Linked DNA regions of Homo sapiens: regions 1 and 2 are each linked to region 3. A link is a contact called in ENCODE Hi-C or POLR2A ChIA-PET data. All regions are on one chromosome and are shown on one strand. The core of a region is the stretch at or near the end of the contact, and the rest is flanking DNA. Distances in the headings are between cores, read along the strand shown.

The links. A loop is a pair of places that touch in the nucleus more often than their neighbours do. ChIA-PET counts read pairs that join two places held with the same protein, here RNA polymerase II (POLR2A). Pooled maps may share reads with other maps.
Region 1: a loop to region 3 is called in a pooled map, with 8 times the contacts of the local background. The contact joins two enhancer-like sites. A Hi-C loop is called at or near these places in 2 of 37 single-sample maps with no recorded cell type and 4 of 50 pooled maps.
Region 2: a loop to region 3 is called in a pooled map, with 4 times the contacts of the local background. The contact joins two enhancer-like sites. A Hi-C loop is called at or near these places in 2 of 37 single-sample maps with no recorded cell type and 4 of 50 pooled maps. POLR2A ChIA-PET finds 5 or more read pairs at or near these places in 1 of 52 experiments (GM12878).

What each region holds. Positions count from the first base shown.
Region 1 is chr6:87,903,972-87,906,849 of GRCh38, forward strand. All of the region lies in intron 2 of LOC101928911 (a long non-coding RNA gene), which reads left to right. Among named protein-coding and RNA genes, the nearest start is that of SPACA1, 140 kb to the right of the region's middle. RefSeq lists an enhancer at 1,233-1,482. Within about 2 kb of position 1,325, at least 2 of the 41 ENCODE cell types and tissues checked have a DNase peak (open chromatin) inside an H3K27ac peak, as active enhancers do.
Region 2 is chr6:87,795,361-87,798,060 of GRCh38, forward strand. All of the region lies in intron 2 of LOC101928911 (a long non-coding RNA gene), which reads left to right. Among named protein-coding and RNA genes, the nearest start is that of AKIRIN2, 94 kb to the left of the region's middle. RefSeq lists enhancers at 511-1,012, 1,013-1,512, 1,467-1,566. Within about 2 kb of position 1,292, at least 5 of the 41 ENCODE cell types and tissues checked have a DNase peak (open chromatin) inside an H3K27ac peak, as active enhancers do; they include GM12878, where a contact is called at or near this core.
Region 3 is chr6:88,492,947-88,495,804 of GRCh38, forward strand. No RefSeq gene overlaps it. Among named protein-coding and RNA genes, the nearest start is that of CNR1, 330 kb to the left of the region's middle. Within about 2 kb of position 1,550, at least 2 of the 41 ENCODE cell types and tissues checked have a DNase peak (open chromatin) inside an H3K27ac peak, as active enhancers do; they include GM12878, where a contact is called at or near this core.

The DNA.
Region 1 (2,878 bases), core at 75-2,574, 590 kb before region 3:
CTGTTTCCCTAGACCTTTCCTGGGCCACACCAGCCCTGGTTGGTTGTCTTGCTCAGTGCAGTGACAGGGTGAATTATTTCTGCATTCTTGAATGTAGCAAAACTTATCTACTTGAACCTCAGGTCACCAAATATAAAGCAATTTTGAACTGAAGGGGTTGTGGATACTTTAAGTCTCTGTGGGAATACAGGAGCTCACAATTCTTATTCTCAGCTTCCTCAAACAAAGGCTCAAGGAACAGTCCTCATTACTTTTCAGAGGTTGGGGGAGGGTTAAGGTCAGGAAGAGGTTGCTGAGTTTACAGTCTCATCCTGTCTCCCTCCTCCTATTGACAAGTCATCAGGATGGTTTATAGATTACTGCCTTACTTTAAGGCCTGTTTGTTGATGTTTGCAGACATTTATCCAATCTCAAGAAACTCAAGGGACCTGATTTCAACTTCAAATTATATATTATCCATATTTGGGATGGAATGGGCAATTTTAATAGAGAAACCCTATCAATCAGGCCAGGGAATAAATAGGAGGGCTTTGATTTATATACTGTGTTGAAATCATCTATATTGATTTAAAATTTTTAAAGTTCCTATGAATGTAATATTTTAACCTGAATATGATTCTTAACAATCCCCTCTCCTCAAATTGTATTCTTCTATTTTTTTTAACCTTTGGTGAAATATTAACTTACTGTACCATGCATTGATAATGTCCCCAGAGGTTAGCCAGGAGAAATATCAGCGTGTCCTTGGAGAGCTTGTCTATCCTGATGAGAACAAAAATTCTAGGACAAAAAGGCTCAATTCCTGAAATAATTACAGTAACTTCAGAAAGGAAATTAAGTATCTATTGAAAGATACACTTAGTAGAATAGTGACTTTTCCTACACATTTAAAATTTAGATACTATATTCAGGAAAAGGGAATTTACCAGGGTTTTTGGATGCAAATGATGAGAAATTAGTTAGTATCTGCAAGCCTGTAAGTACAATATAGTTTTGTACTTATGTAATTAGAGCTGTTTGTGAATCACTCTAATGTCACGTCTGATAGCTATAGTCCTTCAAAGGGGTATTTACATTAAGCCTGATGATAGGTACAGGCATGGAGACAATGAAATTCATTTTATCTATTGTAACATGCAGCCAGTAAATTAGCTTCCCTTTAACTTATGCTACGAAATGATGCTATTTAGTTTATGTGCATTATTCTTGGACTTCTGCATTCCTGGGAAAAGGTTGTCAAAGGTTGTATTAGCTGTGCAGTGAGGCAGCACAGCATGTCCAGGCACATACTCAGGTTAAAACCCTGCTGTACACATCTGCTGTCATTACCCTTTGCATCTTTGCTGATAATTTTTAAGAACCAAAACTGTATGTTGCTATTTTTAGTCCACTTACTTTCTGTTGAGGGTGATGGTCATTATTCTGACATTTCGTGACATATATGTCCACCCCCTGCTCCCCTGCATCAAAATAGATATGTTTTCATACCTACCACACAATCCAGCTGGGCTCAATTTGCATTTAGTTCTCTGGGGAGAGTTAATAATTTTATTTTCAAAAGGTCACTTGCTGACACACAACCTATAAAATAGTTAGCTACCCAAGATTCTTTTCACTCATTCCTCAAATACTTGGTTTAGTTTGGTCTTTTTAATTCACTACTGAAAATCCATTGCCTCTAGGAATTTCAATATTGCATTACAGCATAACAAACTATCCAATATCACTAATGGCCTATTTAGGAATGAAATGCTTTTTTTTTTTCTGGTTTTAAGCAATTTCTAATTTTGAAGGGGATCAGGCACCATCTACAAGGATAGAGTTAATAGCTCCCTGAAGGGACACATCACTAGCCAGGTCATAAAAATCATGCATGCTTTGCTCTTTCAGCCATAAGGCAAGAGGAAAACAAATACGCCTATTTTCCCTCTGCATTACCTTTGTGGTCTGAGGATGTTTGAAAAATTACAGCCATTATATTATTATTATTATTGTTATTTTTTACAATGTTTCTGAAATATGCATTTTTATTCATGTTTATCTATTTATATCTGGTATTTATCTATTTATGTCCTTTCCTCAAGAATTTACTCTCTAAGATGTCTTCTTTCAAAATCATATCCAAAACAGAACGCAAGTGCTGGGATGAATATAATATATACCATTTGAGAATTTGCCAGGCGTAACTATTAACTGGAAGATTCAAGCAAAGAACTAGTTAGTAAGGGAAGAAATTACTCAACATATTTGTTTTGGCTGCTCACATCAATCAGATTTGTGAGATAATAGCTTTAATTCCTTGTGATGAAACACACCAATCCTTTTCTGTATTACAAATGTACCCCAGTTTGACTAAGACAAAAATCAATCTAAATGCAGTGCATTTGCTTTGTCATTGTAAATGGTGCTTGGGTAATGAGCCCCTCAGGGATGGACGGGAGAGAACAGAGCAGTAGAGGAGGAAACAGGAGTGGGTGGGCTAAGGGCAAGGTTTATGATCCAACCTAGAAATCAGGAGGGAAGACATTGGGAAAACATTTCAGTATTCGAAGAGAGGGCCAGACAGTGAGGTGAAGAAGACCCAACAGAACTGGACTTAAGGTGGGGAGGGGGAAAGATGTCATAAAGGTGTTTAGGATGCTCCCCCTATGGGGCTGCAGGCACAGGGAGAGGTGTGTATCGTTAAGTGGCTGCAGGGAAGCACCTTGGATTCAAATCCAAGGTCTTCACCTGAAACCTAAGCAGATTTGGAAAGAACTTAATTGTTCTTAAGAGGAAAGGAGCTAGTGTTTTTTGAGCTCTTCCAAATGGGCCTGGCCTTCCACAGATGTCATCTCATTTAATTCCGCACAGCATCCCTATGAAGTAAATTACAATA
Region 2 (2,700 bases), core at 42-2,541, 700 kb before region 3:
CCCCCATTCATTCACTCGTTAATGAAGAAATAAGAGCAGGAATTTGGCAGAGGGACAGTTCTAGACTCAAGTCCATCTCTCACTCTAACTGGCTCAGTGATCTTAAGCAGGCATCTAACTTTTTTGAGCCTCCGTTTCTTTACCATTTCTATAAAATGGTAATAATAACACCTTGGAGGCTGGTTTTACGAGTTAAATATGATCATATACATTAAGCATATGTATAGTAACTGGTACAGCTTAGAGATTAAGGCATGCTAATTCCCTTTCTTCTTCTCTACAAACATTTGGAGGAGCTACTGACTACAAGGCATTATGCCAGGCAGGGAGGAAACAAAGGTAAATCCATTGTACACGGATTATGTCCTCTGGGAGCCTGCAGCCCAGTAATGGAGGAGATAAAGTCAATGGTAAGTGCACAGATAGTTACAACACAAGACAGAGAGCGTGAGGTACCATGAGAGGTGGAACCAAGATTGCAACGGGAAGGCCATGTCTATGCCCTATGTGTCTGCTTGTGAACTGACCTTCTTCATGGTTGGCAGTGCCCCTTACTGGATTAAAGGATGTTCTATGTTGTTTGTTACAACATGTTGGTGTCTTTAATTTGGAAGTTAAAAGAAAAAATAACAGAAAGGAGTTTTTGCTTCTATGAGGAAGGGGTACTTTATCAAAATTACCCAACACCATCCCTGAACTACGGGTGAGGACAAACCTGGCTCCCCCAATCTTTGCTGGAGAGCCGAAGCCTCTTCGGGTCCCATTGGGTCCAAGTGCAGCAGAACCTGGCTCTTTGGATCAGCGACATTAATCTGCTTTGTTTTATCTGCGGTGTCACAAAGTTTAGTTGAATGATCTGATAGAAAGTACAAACCGGCCGGGTGCAGTGGCTCACACCTCTAATCCTAGCACTTTGGGAGGCCGAGGTGGGCGGATTGCCTGAGCTCAGGGTTTTGAGACCAGCCTGAGCAACATGGTGAAACCCCCTCTCTACTAAAAGACAAGAGAAACTAGCCGGGCATGGCGGCGTGTGCCTGTAGTCCCAGCTACTCAGGAGGCTGAGGCAGGAGAATTACTTGAAACCGGGAGGCGGAGGTTGCAGTGAGCCGAGATCGCACCACTGCACCACTCCAGCCTGGGCAACAGAGCGAGACTCCGTCTCTAAAAAAAAAAGAAAGTACAAACCACAGCCTGACTCTGAGAATAACTGGGAGGAATCCCCTGCTGTCACACACTGGGAATCAGAGCGGCACATCCTGCCCTTGCAGGGCCCTGAGGCTCTAAAAGCAACATGTTCCAATTGGAAGCATATATTCTGCAAGGGTTTGTCTCCAGGCAGCGCTACAGCCTCCTCTTCTGGCACCATAGAGACTGTTGCTTCTGTCAGGATTTCTGGCACCAGCAAAAGTGAAAGGGAACAGGACCAACTACGCTTCCCTGAGCAAGGTGGATCTTCTGGGCAGCACCTTGGTGAGAATACACACCACTGAGCAGCCTAGACTGGTGCTGATTAGGTGAAGGGTGGGCGGCCAGAAGGACAGATTTTCATGTGTGTGTGTGTGTGTGTGTGTGTGTGTGTGAGTGAGAAACATAACTCAATGCTTCATCTCCCCTGCCTACATTACATTCACACTTTGTGAATCTGACAGCCTGTGGGTTTGGGCTGTATTTGCAGCTTTATTAGGCATTGCAGCAACTGAACAGGCTTTTCTTCTTCTTCCTTTTTTTTTTTTTTCTTTGAAACTACAGTTTCCCCTAGCTTGTGTTAAAATTCTCAGACTTTTCTTTTTTTAACCCCCTCCCCTTTTTAAAAGTTGTGAAATATGGTAGAGTGACTGAAAAGATTAGAGAATAAATGTACAGCAGAATGAAGGGAACACCCTGATGACTATCATTCTGATCAAGAATAGAGCATCTCTAGCTCCCAGAACACATCCCTCCTCCATACACCCCTTCCCTGTCACACCCCCACTCTGCCCCGATTTTACTTTTTCTTCCATTTAAAGATGTGTATGTATGTATGTATTTATTTATATTTATTATTATTTTTTTAAAGTGGAGATTCGCTTTTTGCCCAGGCTGGAGTGCAATGGCATGATCTCGACTCACTGCAACCTCCACCTCCTGGGTCCAAATGATTCTTCTCCCTCAGCCTCCTGAGTAGCTGGGTTTACAGGCACGCACCACCATGTCCGGCTAATTTTGTATTTTTGGTAGAGATGGGGTTTCACCATGTTGGCCAGGCTGGTCTCGAAGTCCTGACCTCAGGTGATCCACCCCCCTCAGCCTCCCAAAGTGCTGGGATTACAGTCATGAGCCACTGTGCCCGGCCTTGAATTTTTTATACAGTTAAAATGCATGTCCATTTTTGGGAAAAAATACATAAAATACAGACTATTGATGAAAAATATATCACCCATGATTTTTCCTTGCCCAGGGTCATGTTAACATTTTGTGAAATATCCTACAACACATTTAAATATGTATTTATGCTTTCTATAATTAAAAATGGACCACATGAGAAATGTTTTCAATAATATTTGGTGAAAATATTTGCATCTCCATATAGCTCTGCTGCAAGGTATTTGGTAAGATCCAAATATCTGGGTGTGCTACTAGAAACCATTTTTATAAATAATGTTGAAATGAACAGGTTTGTGTATAGATCTTGAAGTACCCAGCTGATAACTTCCTTGAGAT
Region 3 (2,858 bases), core at 300-2,799:
GAATAAAGTTTGCGCAGCTAATATCTCCACAAACCTACAAACCAACCAAGTATCACAGATATGCTGAGTCACTGCCATCCAGTGGCTGAACAGAATAACTGCTTTAACCATGAACGGGAGACTAAGCTGGGGGGCTGAAAAGGGTCTCAGGAATGAGTTTTATACAGTGGGCCTCAGTTGGTATTGGTCACATTAAAAGTGTGAAACTTATTTACAGATGGTATAATTGCTTAACTAAAAAACTAATAAACTTCATTAAAACTATTAGAATTAATAAGAGAATTTGGCAAAGAGGCTAAAGATAAGATAAATATACAAAACTGTGAAGCTTTTCCCTAGACTAGCAGTGACCGATTTGAAATGGAAACAGAAACAATAATTCCATCCTCATTAGTAATGAAAGCATGGAAGGGCTGGCCACCTCTCCTCCAGGAGGCTTACTGCACATTCAAGTAAAGTACTCAGGACTATGACACTGATCTGATAGCTTCCCAACCTTCCATCAGGCTCTCAGGACTAGTCCCAGCCTACTGTATATCAGTCCCCTTCAGAAACCCAAGGCTTCCCATTAGCAGTTATATGGATCTCTCAGCCCCCACACTATACTGAACAAGCCTAATCCCATCCAACACCCCTCCCTCCCCAATGTTTTCCCTGAGCTCTGTAAAACTCTTAGTCTGTGATCAGAAACCTAATTTCTGAATGGTTGTCCACCAAGCATGCCTCCCCTGCAGCCCTCTGACAAAGAGGCTATTTTTCACCCCACTTCATGTTCCTCAGGGCCAGGAAGGAGGCAAGCCTATTTCTTATTCACCATTGCCTTTTCCCACTCTGAGGCCACCACTACATAGCTTCTCTTTCTTCAAACCTCTTACTCCTTCCCCCCAAACTCTCATCTGAAGACCGCATCTTATACGTAATTGAGGGAATAAGAGTCATCACTAAAAAGTCCCCCTTCACAGTCTAAATAAAGAAACCAGTGGTTCTCAACCAAGGGAAATTGTTCTCCCCAGGGGACATCCAGCAATGTCTAGAGACATTTTTGATTGTCACAACTGGAGGAGGTGGCTACTACTGGGATATCTTAGCCAGGCATGCTGCTAAATATCCTACAACAGACAGCCCCCAACTACAAAGGACTATCTAGCCCAGAATGTCAATAGTGCCAAGGCTGAGAAGCCCTGGTATAGACGAAACTGCCCAGGCACCCCTTTTATCTCTTACTCCAATGAAGAAGTGTCCCTGCTCCCCTAAAAGCTGGTTATCTCTCATTCTCAAGGACCTTCCTCCTGATATCACCCCCTGCTTCTCTCTCTCTCCCTCTCTCTATATATATATGTATCTTCAGTTCTCCCTCTCTATTATGTATATTCAATTATTCAACAAAAATTACTATATGCCAAACACTCTTCTAAGTGCTGAGGACACAAAACAGATGAAAATTCTTGCCCCTGTGAAACTTATATTTTAAGAGAGGAAATGATCAACATTATAAGTAAGTAAACTATACAGTATTAGTGGGGAGTTAAAAAGAAAAAAACAGGAAAGAGGAACAGAAAGTATGTGGCAGAACAGGGGGTTAAATTTTAAATAGGTGGCTGGGGAAGGACATCCTGATATGCTGAAATTTGAGCTAAATCCAGAAGAAAATAAGGAAAATATTTACCCAAATATCTGGGGAAAGAGCATCCTAAGCAGTGGGAAAAATAAGTGCAAAGAGAGAGAGAGAGCCTGGCTTGGGGTTTGTCTGGTGGGTACAAGGAACAAAGAGAGGCTATGGCAGTTAAAGCAGATTGACCAAGGGGAGAGCTGTAGAAGATGAAGTCAGAGAGGTAGTGAGGGTGAAATGGGGTATAATTTTGGCTTGTACTCATCTAAGTGAGATAGAGAAACTTCAGAGGATTTGAACAAAGGATTTCATCATTTGACTTTCACTTCAACACAAGGGTCAACAAACTACAACCAGCAGGACACCGCTTGCTTTTTTTTGAGACGGAGTTTTGCTCTGTTGCCCAGGCTGGAGTGCAGTGGTGTGGTCTCAGCTCACTGTAACCTCTGCCTCCTGGGTTTAAGTTATTCTCCTGCCTCAGCCTGCTGAATAGCTGGGATTACAGGCACGTGCCACCACACTCAGCTAATTTTTGTATTTTTAGTAGAGAAGGAGTTTCACCATGTTGGCCAGGCTGCTCTCAACTTCTGACCTCAAGTAATCCACCTGCCTTGGCCTCCCAAAATGCTGGAATTACAGGCATGAGCCACCACGCCCAGCCCACCACTTGCTTTTATAAGTAAGGTTTTCTTGAAACACAGCCTCATTCATTTCTTTTGTCTCTGGTGGCTTTCAAGCTATAATGGTAGAAGTGAATAGGTGGGACAGAGACGACATGGTCCATAAAACCTGACATACTTACTATTTGGCCCTTTACAGAAAGAGTGGAGAAGAACTCTTTAATAAAGCCAGGAAGCTCAGAAACCATACATGAAAAGATATATTTGACAGCAAAAAAATTCAAATTCATTTAGGAAAAGTTATAAACAAAGTACAGAAACAAATAAGAGATTGGAAAAATATTCATTACAAATAAAACTTTAATATTGCTAATATATTCTCCCTCAGTATCTGTGGGGGATTAGTTCCAGGTTCCCAAGGATTGCTGAAGTCCCTTCTATAAAATAGCATAGTATTTGCATATAACCTACATACATCCTCTTGTATACTTTAAATCATCTGTTGATTACTTCTAATACCTAATATAATGTAAATGCTGTGTAAATAGTTGTTATACTCTATTGTTTTTTATTTAGATTTTTTTTATTCTTGTCTTGTCATTTTTTTCTTTTTTAGTTTTTGGAATACT